2 separate regions of the Homo sapiens genome follow, and region 2 is linked to region 1. A link is a contact called in ENCODE Hi-C or POLR2A ChIA-PET data. All regions are on one chromosome and are shown on one strand. Each heading gives the region's core, a stretch centred on a gene start or an enhancer-like site at or near the end of the contact. The rest is flanking DNA. Distances are from core to core; before and after follow the strand shown. Region 1 has its middle 19 kb from the start of SCYGR1. Region 2 holds the start of SLC19A3 (solute carrier family 19 member 3).

Region 1 (5,139 bases), core at 774-3,273:
TAAAAACAGGATGCACCTAGAAGAACAGAGGGTGGAGACGCACACAAAAGTCCTTAGGGAGAGCTCTACCACTAATGCACTGGGGACTCCCCTTAAGGGGAGATAGGGAAGTACAAGTCTCACTTACTTCTTGAGAAATGGCCAAAATGGGGTTTTAAAGGCATACTCTCAGCATTGGCACTCTTTAGGCAGGAAGATATTGGTCAGGGCTGCTTGGTAAGGATGTTCAGGTTGTGCACTCTACAGATGCACATTTATCACAGCCAGGGCCTCCTGCAGAGGCCCTGATAGCAGTTTTCGGAAGGTAAGGTCCACCTGTATGAGAGATAGAGGCATAAAATGTACGTAGATGAAGGGAGTCCCTTCCTACTGGGCAAAGTATGTCTTTATCTATACTACCTAACCCAGAACAATACATAACTAAGTGTTCAAAGGACGATTTTTATAGTGTCAATGTGAAAGTATCTTTTATTCTAGTCTCTTTGCTGTAAAAACCAGTATAAGGCTGGGCATGGTGGCTCATGCCTGAAATCCCAGCACTTTGGGAGGCCAAGGCGGGCGGATCATGAGGTCAGGAGATCAAGACCATCCTGGCCAACATGGTGAAACCCCGTCTCTACAAACAATACAAAAATTAGCCGAGTGTGGTGGCGCACGCCTGTAGTCCCAGCTACTAGGGAGGCTGAGGCAGGAGAATTGCTTGAACCCTGGAGGCAGAGGCTGCAGTGAGCCGAGATTGCGCCACTGGCCTCCAGCCTGGGTGACAGAGCAAGACTCCATTTCAAAACAAACAAACAAATAACAACAACAACAAAAAAAACAGCATAATAGAGGCTTGGGCCACCAGTCTCATCCAGGCCACACTTGGGTCAGTGACTGTGGGAGCTTCAGATTCAGGAGTTTGGTGGACTGTGCCAGAAACACGCCTTGCACCTGCTTACAGGGATGGAGGAGCGAGGACTGAGGGGGGCCAGAGATCCAAAGTTCTTGTATCTCCATAAGAAGGTGTAGGAGCAAGCCGAGCAGTCTGAAATTGTCATTAAGAACAGAAAACCTGCAGATGGGCATATTTACACACATGGCTTATGTGGGTGTGGGTGTGTGGATGGGCAACATCAAAGAGGATATGAATGGTGATTCAAAAGTCAATAGGTCAAATATGAAAATGCTAGGAGGACATCTTCATGTATCTACTGTATAGTCCAACTTTCGGTTTATGGAAAATGTCCAGCTCTTTTAGAAGGTAAACATTTTCTGACTGTGAGCTCTTGAATATGAATTTTATGGTACCTTATACATTTTTTAACTTTCAAAGCTCTGGGTTGGGTAGTTACCAGTACCATCTTCACAAATTCTGGATTCTTCTGGATGTTCTTGACTATTCTGGGAAAATTGGTGCGTTTGTTCTCCCTCCGCCTTGTACCGAGGTCTGCAGGCTTAAGGGATGTTAACAAGGCTTCAATTTGCTGTGTGCATTAGCAGGTGCTGGAAACTACGTTGCCAAATGTGTCGTAGACACAAGAGGGCGATGTGTGCTCAAATGTCAACCTCACCGAGGAAAAGGAATTCATCCTTCAGGAATTTTTGGCTGAATTCCCAGACCTAAAAAAGATTAACAAAGTGTGTTTGGGAGGGGCAAAATTCACTGTGAAACCTAATCAAAGAGGCAGGATGTGATGTCAGAGTGTGGAGACAGCCTGGCAGGAGCTTGGAGGGGATTCTTATCCTTGAGTTCAGAACTGGGCAGTACTCTAGGCTAATGATCGTTATAATCAAGACTTGTCCTCTGTCTGGATATTCAGAAAAGACAGACTTCAAGGCTGCAGAGAATCAGTGGCTGTCTTGGTCTCTGATTACAAAAACTTTATTCTGAGAAAGCCCCTCATTCATTGGAGGAAAACTGGCTGTGCACTTGTTACATGCCAGGCATGAGTCTTGTAGGGGCTAAGAATTCAGCCTTGAGTAAGACAGCCGAGGCCACTGCCCTCTGGAAGCATCAGTGACCCTTGGCACGTACTCCCATCTATTTGTTTCTTTTCTCTCTGAGCCAGTCCAAACCAGCAGTATCTACATCATCTTTTCTTGTTCTGAAAGAGAATGCAAGTCACACATTTATGGCTGTGGGCCACATTTTTTTAGAGATGCCATCTGGTTCCAGTTTTTCTGACTGTTTGTGGAGAGTGGTGATTCCAACAATCTTCTACCAAATGTAAGGGGGTGATAAAAGTGTTCAGTGTTTGCCACAGAGATATCTCTAGCTTGGCCTGATCTCAGTGCACTGCTTTTTGGGTTTACTCAACAAATTGAACAATGCTCAGCCCCTCTTCCATGGAACCTTCCCAATCTCTTTAACCAGGGTTACACTGCGACTCCTCTAAGTCTCTGTACATCATAGCACTTTTGTGGGAGACCACTGCTACTTCAAATCTCTGCCAATAGCACCATGTTTCCTTTCGTTGCTAGCTTTTTAGAATTCTAAAGCCTACTTGGCCATTAGATTTTTTTTATTTTTTTTTTTTTGAGACAGGGTCTCACTCTGTTGCCCAGGCTGGAGAGCGGTGGTGCAGTCACAGCTCACTGCAGCCTCAACCTCTTGGGCTCAAGTGATCCTTCCACCTCAGTCCCCCAAGTAGCTGGGACTACAGGTGCTCACAACCACACGCAACTAATCTTTGTATTTTTTGTAGAGACAGGATTTCGTTATGTTGCCCGGGCTGGTCTCAAATTCCTGAGCTCAAGAGATCCTCCCATTTTGGCCTCCCAAAGTGCTGGGATTACAGGCATGAGCCATTGTGCCCGGACTAGCTATTTTTTAAATTGGAGTTTGAGGAAGGAGGAACAGAAAGGCTGCATCTGCTTAGTAAATGACTCCCCGCTGCCAACACACATACCCAGCAGATGGCAACACCCATGAAAATCCTTTCATCCTGTTGTGAATGGTGGATTCCCAAACTCTACAGGACCCTGCACTAGTCAGCATCTGCTCTTCCCTCTTGAGTCAGGGCAGCCTGCAAAAGTCTGGTGTGTATCATAGGCATCTTGGGGCTCACCTTCTACAGAAGGTCAGAGGGCACAGCAAAAATAGCTTTCTTGCTGTGACCTAATACATAAACCCTGGCACACTTCCGCCTGTCAGATGGGAGCACGCCCCTGTCCTCGGGCTGTTTTTCGCTGTCGCAACAGGCTGTTCTGCCGTTAATCCTTTCCTGTAATTCCCGCCGCCTCGCTCGATCTTGCAATTCTCTTGCCCAGTGGCCTTTACAGGGGGTCATTACTGGGACACGGGGAACCAATGTGCGGTAACAAATGCAAGCTGACAGCAACACGTTCCTCGCCAAAAGTGGGACTCTTGGGTTTTGTGTGTGTCAACTCAGAAGAAACGAGAAAAAGACCCCACCATGTGTTGGATGAGGATGGAAATTGGATGCAGTGACTAAAAGTGCTTTGATTAGGTGAATCCGTTGACAGTAAGAAGGAAGAGATTCTCAATGTGCTTGGCATTTCACTTTGTCTCACTTTGGGTGAATAGTCCCAATTCTGTCAGACGTGCATCTCTTCGTCTGTCAGCTCCGTGTCTCTTGCCAGGATGCTTCTCTCTATCTATCAGGCAGAATTTTCAGATGTTGTCTTTCCTGTCAGGAAAAGTTTAATTCATCATTTTCCTCAGGCCTTGAAAAAATTTTTACAGGAAAAAAATGGTGGTGGTGGGTTGGGGGTGGGGGGTTATGACAAAAACATTTACAGATTTTTCTTCACATATAATTTTAAAATTGCCTATTTTTGCTAGGCACGGTGGTTGAAGCCTGTAATCCCAGCATTTTGGGAGACCGAGGCAGGTGGATGACCAGAGGTCAGGAGTTCAAGACCAGCCTGGCCAACATGGTGAAACCCCATCTGTACTAAAAATACAAAAATTAGCTGGTCATGGTGGTGGCACACTCCTATAATCCCAGCTACTAGGGAGGCTGAGGTAGAAGAATCTCTTTAACCCGGGAGGTGGAAGTTGCAGTGAGCCAAGATCACGCCATTGCACTCCAGCCTGGGCAACAGAGCGAGACTCCATCTCAAAGAAAAAAAAAATTACTTACTTTTGAGTAGGTAATACATACACACAGTACAAAAGTCAAAAGGTTCATACAAATGGAAAAAACTCCATACTCTCTTCGCCTCCATTCCCCAGGCACCCAGTTCCTCTCAACGGAGGCAACCCTGGGTACTAGTGGTTTACATCTTTCTAGAGACTGTCTCTGTATAAATTAGCAGAGATAGTCTTCATATGCCTTTTGAGAGCATCTTTTTAAAATTTCTAAATCTAGGTAAGTTCTGAAAAGGAATATATTAAATATACATTAAAATATACTCAATGTGGCTGGGCATGGTGGCTCACACCTATAATCTCAGCACGTTGGGAGGATGAGGCGGGAGGATGACTTGAGGTCAGGAGTTTGAGACAAGCCTGGCCAACATGACAAAACCCTGTCCCTATTAAAAATACAAAATTAGCCAGGCAATGAGCCGGACTTGGTGGCGCATGCCTGTAATCCCAGCTACTTGGGAGGCTGAGGCAGGAGAATTGCTTGAACCCTGGAGGTGGAGGTTGCAGTGAGCCAAGATCGTGCCATTGCACTCCAGCCTGGGTGACAGAGTGAGACTCTGTCTCAAAAAAAAAAAAAGTATATATATATATGTGTATATATATATATATATACACACACACATATATATACACACACACATATATTCAATGTATTGAATGGTCTGTCCAGTTGAAGCCCTGATTCTAGACTAGATAATTTGTTGGCTTCTTGTTAGATCACTCTTAACAGAAATGTGACTGGACTTAGAATCAGTCTGGAAGCATTGTGGATACTCTGGAGTCTGACGTTTCTTGTCCCTTAACATTCAGCTCGTCTTTCCTGAGTTATACCTCTTAGTCATTTCCCTTTGAAATTAAGAGAAGGGCCTCAAATCTTAAAAATGGAAGAATACGGCCGGGCACAGTGGCTCACACCTGTAATCCCAGCACTTTGGGAGGCTGAGGCAGGCAGATCACCTAAGGTCAGGAGTTCGAGACTAGTCTAGCCAACATGGTGAAACCCCGTCTCTACTAAAAATACAAATATTAGCCAGGCATGATGG
Region 2 (5,139 bases), core at 1,517-4,016, 310 kb after region 1:
AAAAAATCTTTGCTGAAATAAAGCATGCCACACAACTTCCAAAGACGTAAACTAGACCCAGATATTCAGTATGTGGGCCAGAATAGTTCTGTTGTTTGTTTTTGTAAGAGCAGAAACAAGTGATATTTTTAAAATTTTATTTTTAGTAAAGATGGGGCTTTGCCATGTTGGCCAGGCTACTCTTGAACTCCTGGCCTCAAGAAATCCGCCTGCCTTGGCCTCCCAAAGTGCTGGGATTACAGGTGTGAGCCACCGCACCCAGCCCAAGTGATCTTTAAGATGCTTCAGATTTTATTTTATCATATATGGTACCATTCCTTTTAATTTGCATGAGGTGTTTGCTGGTAAATTAATCATTTCCTTCCAAATTCTGTTTATTCTGTTATGTCTATGTTCAGATCAATCTAGTCTTAGGGAGAGCAGGAGGAATATGCCTAAGAAAACCATAAAACTAAGAAAAACATAAAACGGCTTAGAAAGTCAACTGAGCCCAGCCTGGGCAAAATAGCGAGACCTCACCTCTATAAAAAATACAAAAATTAGCTAGGCATGGTGGTGTGTGCCTATAGTGCCAGGTAGTTGGGAGACTGAAGTGGGAAGATTGCTTGAACAGGGAAAGTCAAGGCTGCGGTGAGCCGAGATCCCAGCCACTGCACTCCAGCCTGGGCAACAAGAGCGAGACTCCGTCTCAAAAAAAAAAAAAAAAAAAAAAAATTTCAAAAACCCCAAACAAAACAAAACAAAAAAGGAAAGTCAGCTGACATCTAATCCTTGAGATGCAGTGAAAGTTTCTGATTAAATGCACTGAGAGAAGGTGGTGTTGTAGGGAAAAAACTGGATTAAAGAAAAATTAGAGGTCATTTGAGCTATTTTACAACTCTGTAAATTTTAACAACTGATGGCAATGTTAAGTAATTATTGTCTATAGACATGCAAATAAGGTTTATCCCATGAAGGACAACAGTCTTCCTTTCCCCCATGGAAAACCAGTTTCAATATTCCTGATCTATATTTCATTATTCAATATTCCTGATCTACGAATGTACCCATTCTTTGGGTTCTTCTTTGATCTGGCTACTACAGACTCATCAGTTTCGTCACTAATAAGTGCCGGGACTCAGAAGCCGATACCCCAAAATATGGGGCTTTGACATGCTGGAGACCTCAAGGTCTCTCTGACCTTCCCGGCTCCCAGCTCAAAAAAACCTTTGTCTGCCTAAGATCCAGACCCACCAAAAGGAACAACTGTTTCTTTTCCCTTCCCTGTAAGACCAAGAATATACCCCACACCTGAACAGACCCATTCACAAGATAATGTAGCTTATTCTCTCCCCTGACCCATTCATGCTCCCTAGCAGAAGCCCATCCACTTCTGCTGGATGCTCTTCGGCTCCCTCCCGTAACCTCATTTGCCAGGGTAGTCTATAAGCTTCTGAGACATGTTGCAGGGTGGGTAATCAATCACTCTGATTCTCCCTGTGTGCATGTTAAATAAATGTGTATGCATTTACCATTACACAACCTTAAAAGAGTGTTGTTGGTCTATTAGCAATAATGACTGAAGGAAATTGGTATTTTTGTCCATTTCAGCTACTACTAGGATAATCTTATAAGATATTTGGGAAGTTATGTTTTGGTCTATTTAATATATGTGCCTCGATGAAAAAAACACCTTTTGCCACAGGAGACACCAATGTTTCAATATTGATAGGAGCAAAACACATGAGAGTGCTTTTTTTTTTTTTTTTTTTTTTTTTTTGAGGCAGAATCTTGCTGGGTCGCCCAGGCTGGAGTGCAGTGGTGCAATCTTGGCTCACTGCAACCTTCGCCTCCCAAGTTCAAGCCATTCTTCAGCCTCAGCCTCCAGTGTAGCTGGGATTACAGGCACCCGCCACCATGCCCGGCTAATTTTTGCCTTTTTAGTAGAGACGGGGTTTCATCCCAGGGCCAAGCTGGTCTCGAATTCCTGACCTCAAGCAATCCGCCCCGCTCAGCCTCCCAAAGTGCTGGGATTACAGGCGTGAGCCACTGCGCCTGGCCTGAGAGTACTTTTAGAAAACATTATTCCTTTACCTTTTTCAAACTTGAAGCACTCCGAAAGTCCCAACCTTTTGCACATTTGCGGCAGCGACATTGATTTGGTAAACAGCTGTCACACTATTTATTATTTGATGACTTAGGTATCCTTTCCAGCAGTGTTTTTGTAAGGTGTAGTTGCGTTTTCTTTTAGTTTCAATTAACTAAATTTCAAGTGGTTCCCAAAAAAGCCCCTGCTCTCTTAAATTCAAACTCACCTTCCTTTTTCCCACTAGGAAGGACCTTTTCTCCATCCTTGGATTGGAATTTGGAATTCTATGCTAAAATGCCTTTTCAGTTAAAATCTGTGAACGTGGGATGTAACCATAGGAGGTGCTGGCACTTTACGGGAATCATGATTTTATTTAATCTGCGCTTCCAGAAGGCTGCAAATGGGAATTCCAGACAAACCCACTTGGGTGAATCCCAGCACGCGGGCTGCGGCGTAGGGGGAGAGCTCCTCACGCGGCTCAGAGTGTAGCCCAGGCCCGCAGAGCCAGGAACCCGCCCCCAGCTCTCCAAACCCGGGAAGAGAGAGGCGACACTGCTAAGACCGAGGGATGACGGTGCTTCTTCAATTAATTCGCCCCCCGAGATATTCTTACCTACAGAAGGGAGTGTCTGTTCACCAAATCGCTCACTTGCCGCACGACCACGCACCCGCGGCTGTCGGATGGATCCAGGCGCTCTTGGTGGGAAGGGGGCGGAGCCTGCCTGGCCCGGAGCCCGGGGCCACGCCCCCACGCTTTGCATATGCGAATCCGGGCGTCCAGACCTTTCATCCCAGTGTGGAAGCCCAGATTTTCCTGGCCCAGGGCCGGTTTTCTGGGCAGAAACAGTCAACTCTGCTGAAAGGAACAACTTAAGTAATACACTGACATTCAGCATAATGAAGCAAGAGGGCCTGAATCCAACAGCGATCGTTTGCTTTATTTACAAATATGTCCTTTCTTATGAATCCATTTATTTCTCTCCAAAAGCTTAGGAGAGAGGGCTGGCTGGCTGTCACCCCCACTCTACACATGAAGAAAGTGAGGCGGAAGGAAGTAGGCCTAGTAAATAGAGAAGCCTGGGTTTTAGTTGGGGCTCCTGGCTCCAGAGCCAGTGGTTATAATCACTCTGCACTTTTTTTTTTTAAAGGAGGTAGAGTGGGATGGTTTCCTGGCACTTTGAAAATCTGATACAAACAATTTTTTCTTTTCTTCTTCTTTTTCTTTTCTTTTCTCTTTTCTTTCTTTCTTTTTTTTTTTTTTGAGACAGAGTCTCCCTCTGTCGCCCAGGATGGAGTGCAGTGGCGCGATCTCGGCTCACTACAACCCTCCGCCTCCCGGGTTCAAGCGATTCTCCTGCCTCAGCCTCCAAAAATTAACGCCCAGTTAATTTTTGTGTTTTTAGTAGAGACGGGGTTTGGTTTCACCATATTGGCCAGGCTCATCTCGAACTCCTGGCCTCGTGATCCGCCTGCCTCGGCCTCTCAAAGTGCTGAGATTACAGGCGTGAGCCACCGCGCCTGGTCTTTTTTCTTTCTTTCTTTCTTTCTTTTTTTTTTTGAGATGGAGCCTCGCTGTTGTTGGCCCCGGGCTGGAGTGCAATGGCACGATCTTGGCTCACTGCAACCTCCACCTCCCGGGTTCCAGCAATTCTTCTGCCTCAGCCTCCCTAGTAGCTGGGATTACAGGCGCCCGTCACCACACCCAGCTAATTTTTGTATTTTTAGTAGAGATGGGGTTTCACCATGTTGTCCAGGCTGGTCTCAAACTCCTGACCTCAGGTGATCCACCCGCCTCGGCCTCCCAAAGTGCTAGGATTACAGGTGTGAGCCACAGCACCCGGCCACCTGGCCTCTTTTCTTTTCTTTTCTCTTTCTTTCTTTCTTTTTTTTTTTTTTTTGACAAAGTCTCACTTTATCTCCCAGGCTGGAGTGCAGTGGTGCAACCCCAGCTCACTGCAACCTCAATCTCCCAGGCACACTGATCCTCCTGCCTCAGCCTCCCAAGTAGCTGGGCTTGCAGGTGGGTGCCACCACGTCACATTAATTTTTTTGTTTTTTTTTTTTGGTAGAGACAGAGTCTCACTATCTTGCCCAGGCTGGTCTTGAACTCCTGGGCTCAAAGGATCCTCCTGCCTTGCCCGCCCAAAGTGTTGGGATTACAGGCATGAGCCACTACGCTTAGCCTGCAAAGAGTTTATATATTAAAGTGAAACTTCTTATTAAACAGAGAATTTTTTTAAAGCATTACAAGGTTCTTATTGGTTAAAATGGAAAAAATATTTTTATTTCTGTTCATCTCTTGGTGGACTTGAAAAACCCTCCCTAAAGATAAACACTGCGTGGCTTCTAAGGGCTACCAGTGGAAGTGAAATGGATTAAAACACCCCGAGGTGTCTTGGTTCTCTGTCCTACGACTCTGCGTTTTCTATTTTCATCTTCCTATGATTTGTGAAAAGTCCTGAGCTGAACCTTAGGTGTAGGAGTGCCCTGCTCATTGTGCAACCTTGCAAATTGCTGGGTCCTCCCAAAGAATATTGTGAAATTTTCTTAAAGGCTGAAGGTGTCATGATTTCCTTCACACCTCTTGAAGAAAATGAGTTCAAATTGGACCTTGAGAAGTTTACTCTGATTCTCTAATATCTCATAGCCACAGTCTAAATCAGAGAGAGATATTGAGGAATTCATTCATTCATGCATAGAAACATAAATGACACATTTGCAGATTACATGACATGACATTTGAGTTTGATCCCATACGACTGTGTGGGGAGAAGGCTGTGGATGGGGTCATAGATGACAAAAGATTGGCTGTGTGTTGATTATTGTTGACTTGGGCAGTAGTTCTTAGAAACTGATTGCACTATTTTCCATTTTTGTATATGTTTATTTTCCATAATACAAAATTGTTTTAAAATCATTTATTCTGACTGGGCACAGTGGCTAATGCCTGTAATATAGCACTTTGGGGAGCCGAGGTGGGTGCATCGCTTGAGCCCAGGAGTTCAAGACCAGCCTGGGCAACACAGTGAGACCCTGTCTCTACAAAAATACAAAAATTACCCAGACGTGGT

What was found. Hi-C counts contacts between places; a loop is a spot of excess contacts on that map. ChIA-PET counts read pairs that join two places held with the same protein, here RNA polymerase II (POLR2A). Pooled maps may share reads with other maps.
Region 2: a map of IMR-90 shows a loop between it and region 1 (27-fold over the local background). The contact joins the promoter of SLC19A3 here to the enhancer-like site in region 1. A Hi-C loop is called at or near these places in 4 of 168 maps with a recorded cell type or tissue (IMR-90, PC-9, aorta and 1 more) and 6 of 50 pooled maps. POLR2A ChIA-PET finds 5 or more read pairs at or near these places in 2 of 52 experiments (OCI-LY7 and PC-9).

Annotation. Positions count from the first base shown.
Region 1 is chr2:227,404,753-227,409,891 of GRCh38, forward strand. No RefSeq gene overlaps it. Among named protein-coding and RNA genes, the nearest start is that of SCYGR1, 19 kb to the left of the region's middle. Within about 2 kb of position 2,024, at least 19 of the 41 ENCODE cell types and tissues checked have a DNase peak (open chromatin) inside an H3K27ac peak, as active enhancers do; they include IMR-90, PC-9 and ascending aorta, where a contact is called at or near this core.
Region 2 is chr2:227,715,262-227,720,400 of GRCh38, forward strand. It overlaps SLC19A3 (solute carrier family 19 member 3), which reads right to left and starts at 2,767. Exons shown (of 6, transcript NM_025243.4): 1 at 2,682-2,767. RefSeq lists an enhancer at 2,298-3,184.